Regions from separate parts of the Homo sapiens genome. Here all the other regions are linked to region 1. A link is an interaction called in ENCODE POLR2A ChIA-PET data of the cell type or tissue named here. Cell type or tissue: A673. All regions are shown on one strand. Region 1 overlaps NT5C2 (5'-nucleotidase, cytosolic II). Region 2 overlaps LOC105378457 (a long non-coding RNA gene). Region 3 has its middle 22 kb from the start of INA.

Region 1 (2,500 bases):
CACCTAGGCTGGAGTGCAGTGGTGTGATCATGGCTCACTGCAGCCTTGACCTCCCGGGCTCATAGCTTTGTTTTTATTCACACATCATGATGTTTATGTCATTTTGCTTTTTGTTCATGGTTCCTCTTCTGTTGGAGACCTCTTCTTTTCCTCTTAGCCTGCTGCTAATACTTTTAGCCTGGTGATTAAGAGCTTGGGGCTAGGGTTGGCATTTTGGATTGTTCCATTTCTTTAGAATCCCAGCATTTAAGTTTTGTAAATTTTAATTTTGTAATCTTTTAAACTGGAATAACTTTACCTCATAGAGTTATTGCAAAGATTAGATGAGGTAATAAATAAAGAGCTTAGCACAGTGTCAGTTTTTAAAAAACAGTATCTCATCCTATCTCTAAGACTCAGCCAAGAGGATCTATATGTCCCTCTCTGTTGTGCGTATCTCTAATACTACTATTAACACACTACTTCATAGCTACTTTTGAATGGACCTTCTCACTAGCTTCTTAAAATCAAGGACTTCCAAGTTTATCTTTGTATCACTGGTATCTGGCACACAGACATTCAGTAAATATTTGTTTAATGTATGCATGGAGTTTGAAAGAGCTAATCATCTTTAGACAATGCCTTACCTTTTGCACAGGAAGCTTCTGTAAGTGTGTACCCTCAGTTCAAGTGATAATTTTTGTTTTCCTTTCTCTTTGCCAATAGTAAAGTCTTAAAATAGTAATTACATTTATTTCCACTGCACTGAGCTGTGATACCACAAGCTGAAAATCTAGGGAATCCATGGGAAGTTGGCACCCTTAAGGATTAGATCATTTTTCCATATTCAATTTGTATTCTTGTAGTTATGGAATTTGCTTTGAGGATAGTCAATGGAAATCCTTCATATTTGTGTAAAACTTGAGATTTAGATTTTTTAAAAAAGTATTTCCCATGAGATATATTAATGAGGCAATGCCTGATAATCCAGTTGCTTTTCCTGTTCCCCTACCCTCAGTAATAGTTCTTGGAGCGCTTACATGTGACAGACAACATCCCTACCAGATGTTATCTTCCCTTTTATAGATTAAAACGCTCAGGCTTAGGTTAAGTAACTTATTCAAAGTTCCAAAGCCAGAAAGTGGAGGAGCTGGAATTTAAGCCTTAGTTCTTCTAGTGCCCATTCTCTTTCCATTACACCATACTGCTTTTCTAAATAAACTGAAAATAATTTTCTTTTGTTTTTTCTTTTTTATTTTTTCTACCTTAAAGTCTTTTATCCCTTAATTTTATTTTGAATTTATAGTATTTAGTAGTGCTTTTAATTACTTAGTAACTATTTAAACATTTTAATAACAAAAAGAAACCTTTATGGTAAGATATTTAGGTAATATTTAAAGGGATAAAGCTTTTAAAAATTTTAAGCCTTAATTCAAGTAGTAGTTCTTTAAGGTATATGTATTTTATTTTTAATTTGAATCACCGTGAGGAGGATTTGCCATCTCAATGTTCTTAGACTTTAGCAGACTTATTTATTTCTTCCCCTGTTGCATAATCCCTATGCATTATATTGGTCGGGAGGCAGGAATGTTACAGATTCTTTTTTTTCAAAGCTCAGTTTGCTCTGAGATTTGGAATTAACCTTTAGAATGTTCTGGATTTATCCCCCATATGCCAAAGATCTGTAAATATCTTTTCACATGAGCTGAAATTTTCAGGCGATTAAGTGAAATATTTGTGAACGCAGATGTTTTGTTTAAAAGCAGTTAATGAAGTCAGAAAAAAAAATACCTCGCTGTGGAAATACTTTAGGTTCCTCCTGTAATATGATCTGCACATACTTCCTTCTCTTGTAATTCACATTGTTTATTTTCTGAGGGAGGAAATAACTACACTAATAATTAAAACATAAAATTATTTATCCTGTGTTTTTTGCTCCCAGAGTAAACTAAAAATGATTTTGACCGACCAGGGCTGCTTGATTCTGTGAAACTCACATTGTTTGCGTACTGTTGGAGGGCCTCATTAGGGGGTAAATTTGCTTTTTCTGTGTTTGCCAGTAACGATTCCTGTCTCTTACAGGAACTTGCCATTTGGATTGTCTCCTTCCTTAACTGGCCAGCCTTAAACAGTTCAGGCCATTAGTTATTTTTCCTAGTCTTGAAATTTTTAAAAAAATTATTCTTAAGTTTTCAAGTATTTAAAGCTGAGGATATTGGTCACTGAGATATTGCCTAGTTAGGGTTCGGCATTGTGCCCAAATTTGTTGGGCCTCTCAGGGCCTGAGTTCTCTGTGCTTTAACAAATGAGCTACAGTTCTCAAGAGATCAGTGAAGCTTGTTTGTTGATCCTGTATTCTCATCCAGAGGAAGTAGATCTTTGAGAATGTCTAAGGAAGGGTAAGTGATTTTATTATTCTTTCTCTTTCATTTTTCTCAGTGAAGAGGTATCATCTGCATGAATTAAAAGATTAATAAGCAGTGCTACCAGTCCGAGAGTGGAGGTAGAGGCAGAGATTGAA
Region 2 (2,500 bases), 1.4 Mb after region 1:
CTTTCTCTAGCCTGTGCTGCTGAGGCCCCAGTACCTCCAGGGCCAGTTGGCTGGGCAGCCAGGGACTCCACTGCACCCCCAGGTGGGGCAGGGAGGAAAGGACTGTGACATAGGGCAGTCCTCTTAGAAGTGGGTATCAGACTGGTGGCTATTAAATGATTGAAATATTTATTTAACTTGCATATTAAAAATGTGTGCTGGAGAGTGAGTCCTGCCGGGGTCAGCCCCTCCCTCCAACCTTGCCCCAGCTGGTGGGCGGCTGGGAGACGCAGATGACCAGGTGCCAGCTCTGACCACAGCCTCCCTCCAGCCTAAAGACACCTGCCTGTCAACCATCCCCATCACTGTCACTTGAGGGGTTTTCCTGCAAGGACAGAAGCAGGGAAAGGGGCAAGAAGAGGCTCTTAGCTAGTCCTTGGAGCTCTCAGATGTGTACCTCCTAGCACTTTACAGAGGTCATTGCTAACACTTCCCCAGGCCACCTCAGGGCCAGAAATAATGGATGTGCTAGGGCTAGAGCTGTAATCATGGATTTAATCCTCTTAAAAAGTGCTTCTCTGAGTGCCTAGGTCCATGTGGGAGACAGGTTGGAGATTCCAGAACTTGCTCTTTCTGAGACTCAGGCTCCAGAAAATGAAAGAAAAGAGCAGCTGCCAGGGTCCAAGGTGGGGGCATATTGGAGGGGGACCACCAAGACTGGTGTTGACAATGGTGATGTGGGACAAGTGTTAACCTTGGGTGATATGGTGAGATAGCTGTGGGCAGAAAGCACTGAGCTGAGGTGCGGTGAGGAGCCTGGGGAACTGTCTTCCAGGAAGAGGCTGCCCACCTCGGAGGATGGGCCTGGCGGGAGAGGAGCTGGGCACCGGATGGCACCAGAAGGGAAGCTCATAGGCCTAGCGCAGAACTAAAGGCAGTCATAGCCTTGGGGAGAAGCAGGAGGCCGTATGTGGAGGGAGGGAGGGCTGCTGTGGGAGTGGTGGAGCAGGTCATGGTGTGGGCAGAGAAGGGAATGGGCAAGGGTGCAGGTGTGTGTTTGCGTGTGGACTGGTGAGACTGGTGTCCTGCCACACCGAGGGAGAGCCCAGGCCCCACGGCAGTTTCCTGAGTGCAGAGCTGGCCCAGGCTTCATCGCTGAGGCCTCCCATTAGGGCTGCTCCTGCTTCCTTCCTTGTGGATGCCCTGGGCTGGTCCCACAGCCCAGCTACTGAGCCAGTCTAGAAACCTCGCTCCTCTAGGACTCTGTCCATTGGCATCTCCTGGGGTAGGGAGCAACCCAAGGCTTCCTCCCACAGTTTCAGGCCCAAGTCCCAGGTTTAGCCCACCCCGGCAGATCAGGAATTTCGAGGCTTAGTGGGAAGCCCGGCAGTAAAGGCTGGCCTGTCCAGCCACCTCTCGTGGCCTGCCACAGGCGGTGAGGGGCTCTGGAGAGAGTGGGTTTCTGCTGGTGCGTAGACACTGGATGTAGCGAAGGGGCCCTAGATGTCTCTCTTCCAGTTCCCCCAGCTCTTAGCGCCTCCTCCTCTGCTCCCTTCCCCCTTTAATTAATTCTGGGTAAGCAGCCTGGCTTTATTGTGCAAGGAGCTGGGGTCTCACTGTGGGAAAAGTCACACCTTCTGAGCAGCTTCTGATGCCATGCAAATGAAGGGACCGTCCAGGAAACGCTTTCATCTGCACGGTCTCCTGTCCAGCCCCTAGCCCAGTAATTACCCACATTTCATTTGTTTGAGAGCAATTCCTGGGGGAAGGCACTGAGTAGGAGGGAGTCTGGGGCAGGGGGTGGAATGTCAGGCTCTCTGCCTGTGATCCTGGCCACAACGTGGGGCCAGGCTGGGCCGAGGCTGGTCACTGGCTAAAGCTAATCCTCATGCCCCCAGGTTGGGGAGGCCTGAGTCCTCCAGGGTGGTGGCAATGGGATTGTGCCATGTTTACATCTTGGAAGAAGAAGGGAGCTCTCCAGAGAGCCAGACCTGCCTTCTAGAAAGAGACACCTGAATAGGGAAAGGTGAGGTGGAGGGGGACAGAAGGGTGGGACCTGGTCCTTGAGGTTGCCTGCAGCTTTGGGAAGAGGTTGACTCCCAGTAGGACCCCAGGCCAGGGACCCATGGGAGCTGCGCCCAGAGCACTGGGGCTAGGCCAGGCTAGAGCACCCATCAACTTGTTTATCTTTGAGCCGCTGCCTCCACAGAGCCCTCACTAACGGGGTTTTACAGCCCACTCAAGCTGCAACTGGCCAAGAATCAATCATTACCGGCACTTAGTGGTTTGATAGTTAACAGCCTGAACTGAAGCCAAACTGGTTGTTAACTGTGATAACAACTGATTTCAAGGGGTTATTGCCGGCCCAATATGCTCAGCCCATTTATTTCGGGGAAAACAAGCAGGGAGCTGTTGCAAGGCCCAGAAAATGGAGGAGGACTGGGCTTCTCTCAGCCAAAAGGCCCCCTGCCACTCCGTCCCAGAGTTGGTGCTGGCTGCGAGGGCCTAGGGGCGGGCTGAG
Region 3 (2,500 bases), 140 kb before region 1:
CCCGGGTTACAGAGGCAGATCCTGTCTCAAAAAATAAAAATAAAAATTAGCTAGTTGTGCCGGGCGAGGTGGCTCACTCCTGTAATCCCAGCACTTTGGGAGGCCAAGGTGGGCGGATCACGAGGTCAGGAGATCAAGACCATCCTGGCTAACACGGTGAAACCCCATCTCTACTAAAAATACAAAAAATTAGCCGGGCATAGTGGCAGGCGCCTGTAGTCCCAGCTACTCAGGAGGCTGAGGCAGGAGAATGGCGTGAACCAGGGAGGCGGAGCTTGCAGTGAGCGGAGATCACGCCACTGCACTCCAGCCTGGGCGACAGAGCAAGACTCCGTTTAAAAAAAAAAAAAATTAGCTAGTCGTGGTTGTGTGCTCCTCTGATCCCAGCTACTTGGGAGGCTGAAGCAAGGAGATTGCTTGAGCCCAGGAGGTCAAGGCTGCAGTGAGCTACAATCATGCCACTGCACTGCACACTCCAGCCTGGGTGACAAAGTGAGACTCTGTCTCCTTAAAAAAAAAAAAAAAAAAAAAAACGCCCAGTCTTTTGTTGTTGTTGTTGTTGTTGTTGGTCTCGAACTCCTGACCCTCATGATCCGCCTGCCTCAGCCTCCCAAAGTGCTGGGATTACAGGCATGAGCCACCACACCCAGCTTTTTTTTTTTTTTTTTTTTTTTTTTTGAGATAAGGTCTCCCTCTGTTTCCCAGGCTGGAGTGCCGTGGCATGATCTCAGCTCACTGCAGGCTCCATCTTCCCCGCTCAAGGAATCCTCCCCCACCTCAGCCTCCTGAGTAACTGGGACTACAGGTGCCTGCCACCATGCCTGGCTAATTTTTGTATTTTTAGTGGAGTTGGGGTTTCTGTCCACCTCAGCATCCCAAAGTGCTGGGGTTACAGTCATGAGCCACCATGTCAGGCTCAAATGCCCAGTCTTGATTCACTCTGATTCCCCCACTTACCTGTTCTCACTTTATCTCTGCTGAAGGTGCACAAGGCCCGGATACATGTGTTAGTCTTATTGTCACCACCAGCACCATGCATTTAGTTTAGCTGAGATGAAGGTTTTTTATTTTATTAATTTTTTTTTGACACAGAGTCTCACTCTGTCTCCCAAGCTGGAGTGCAGTGGCTCGATCTCAGCTCACTGCAACCTCTGCCGCCTAGGTTCAAGCAATTCTCCTGCCTCAGCCTCCTAAAGTGCTGAAATTACAGGCATGAGCCACTGCGCCTGGTTGAAAGTTTTTTCAAAAGGAGTTTTTACTAGGAACAGAAACAGAAACAAAACTAGATACCCAAATCTGCACAAAAGTTTGCAATAGAGCATATGAAGTACAGATTCTAGAGCCTAACTTCAATGGCTAAAGAAAGATTTGTTTGATTGGGACAATTTGCAGGTCCTTTTGTTTTTGCCTAATCCCTATCTGAGGTAATATTAAGCAAAGATGCCCAGAGGAATAGTTCATGGTAGTTTTATTTTTTTTTTTAATTTTTTTTTTTTTTTTTGAAACAGAGTCTCATTCTGTCACCCAGGCTAAAGTGCAGTGGCACAATCTCAGCCGGCTGCAGCCTCTGCCTCCCAGGTTCAAGGAATTCTCCTGCCTCAGCCTCCCGAGTAGCTGGGACTACAGGCACTCACCACCACACCCGGCTAATTTTTGTATTTTTAGTAGAAACGGGGTTTCACTATGTTGGCCAGGCTGCTCTCAAACTCCTGACCTCAGGTGATCTGCCCTCCTTGGCCTCCCAAAATGCTGGGATTACAGGCATGAGCCACTGTGCCTGGCCATTCGTGGTAGTTTTAATTTGGCAGAATGAGTGCTTAGCAGTTTTCTCGTTTCTCCTTTAATGCCATCCCGTTTTCTCTGTAATATAGATCTCAGCCATTCCCGCTGACCTTGGGCGTCACTCTCCTTCCTCTGCACTGCCTTTCTCTGCTGCTTCAGTCAGATGCATTCTTACCTAGTTTCAACAGTTCTTCCTTTGGACTCCAAGCTAACACCGACCTGGACATACTCTATCCCCTCTCCTACAGAGACTTGGTTTAGGATTCCTGAAAGTAACACCTTGGACCCATGTATTTGTCCAATTCAGCTTGTCCAAAGTGTGTACCCTATTATCCACTCTTAGATAAGTGTTCTTATAATTTCACCAGGAGATATTTACTCATCAGATGTATTTGTAACTCACTGTTAAAATTTTTATTCTGTTTTTTCTTTTCTTTAAAACTCGCAGCTGGGTGCAGTGGCTCATGCCTGTAATCCCAGCACTTTGGGTGGCCGAGGTGGGCGGATCACAAGGTCAGGAGTTTGAGACCAGCCTGGCCAATATGACAAAACCCCATCTCTACTAAAAATACAAAAGTTAGCCGGGCGTGGTGGCGTGTGCCTGTAATCCCAGCTACTCAGGAGGCTGAGGCAGGAGAATTGCTTGAACCCGGGAGGCGGAGGTTTCAGTGAGCTGAGATTGCACCACTGCACTCCAGCCTGGGTGACAGAGTGAGAC

What was found. ChIA-PET counts read pairs that join two places held together with the same protein. Peaks named below come from ENCODE experiments on the same cell type or tissue, not always from the same donor. Only the 100,000 strongest peaks of a DNase experiment are listed, where the experiment ranks them.
Region 2: POLR2A ChIA-PET joins it to region 1 with 18 read pairs; 2 of 35 experiments call an interaction of 5 or more read pairs at or near these places.
Region 3: POLR2A ChIA-PET joins it to region 1 with 11 read pairs; 5 of 35 experiments call an interaction of 5 or more read pairs at or near these places.

The regions. Positions count from the first base shown.
Region 1 is chr10:103,153,169-103,155,668 of GRCh38, reverse strand. All of the region lies in intron 3 of NT5C2 (5'-nucleotidase, cytosolic II), which reads left to right. Among named protein-coding and RNA genes, the nearest start is that of NT5C2, 39 kb to the left of the region's middle. In A673, no CTCF peak of the experiment used is centred here; DNase peaks (open chromatin) are centred at 1,058, 2,028 and 2,258; H3K4me3 peaks cover 1,124 bases; H3K27ac peaks cover 2,493 bases.
Region 2 is chr10:101,767,518-101,770,017 of GRCh38, reverse strand. The region is part of intron 1 of LOC105378457 (a long non-coding RNA gene); the gene reads right to left. Among named protein-coding and RNA genes, the nearest start is that of FGF8, 7.3 kb to the left of the region's middle. RefSeq lists enhancers at 1,382-2,500, 2,349-2,500. In A673, no CTCF peak of the experiment used is centred here; no DNase peak of the experiment used is centred here.
Region 3 is chr10:103,297,806-103,300,305 of GRCh38, reverse strand. No RefSeq gene overlaps it. Among named protein-coding and RNA genes, the nearest start is that of INA, 22 kb to the right of the region's middle. In A673, no CTCF peak of the experiment used is centred here; no DNase peak of the experiment used is centred here.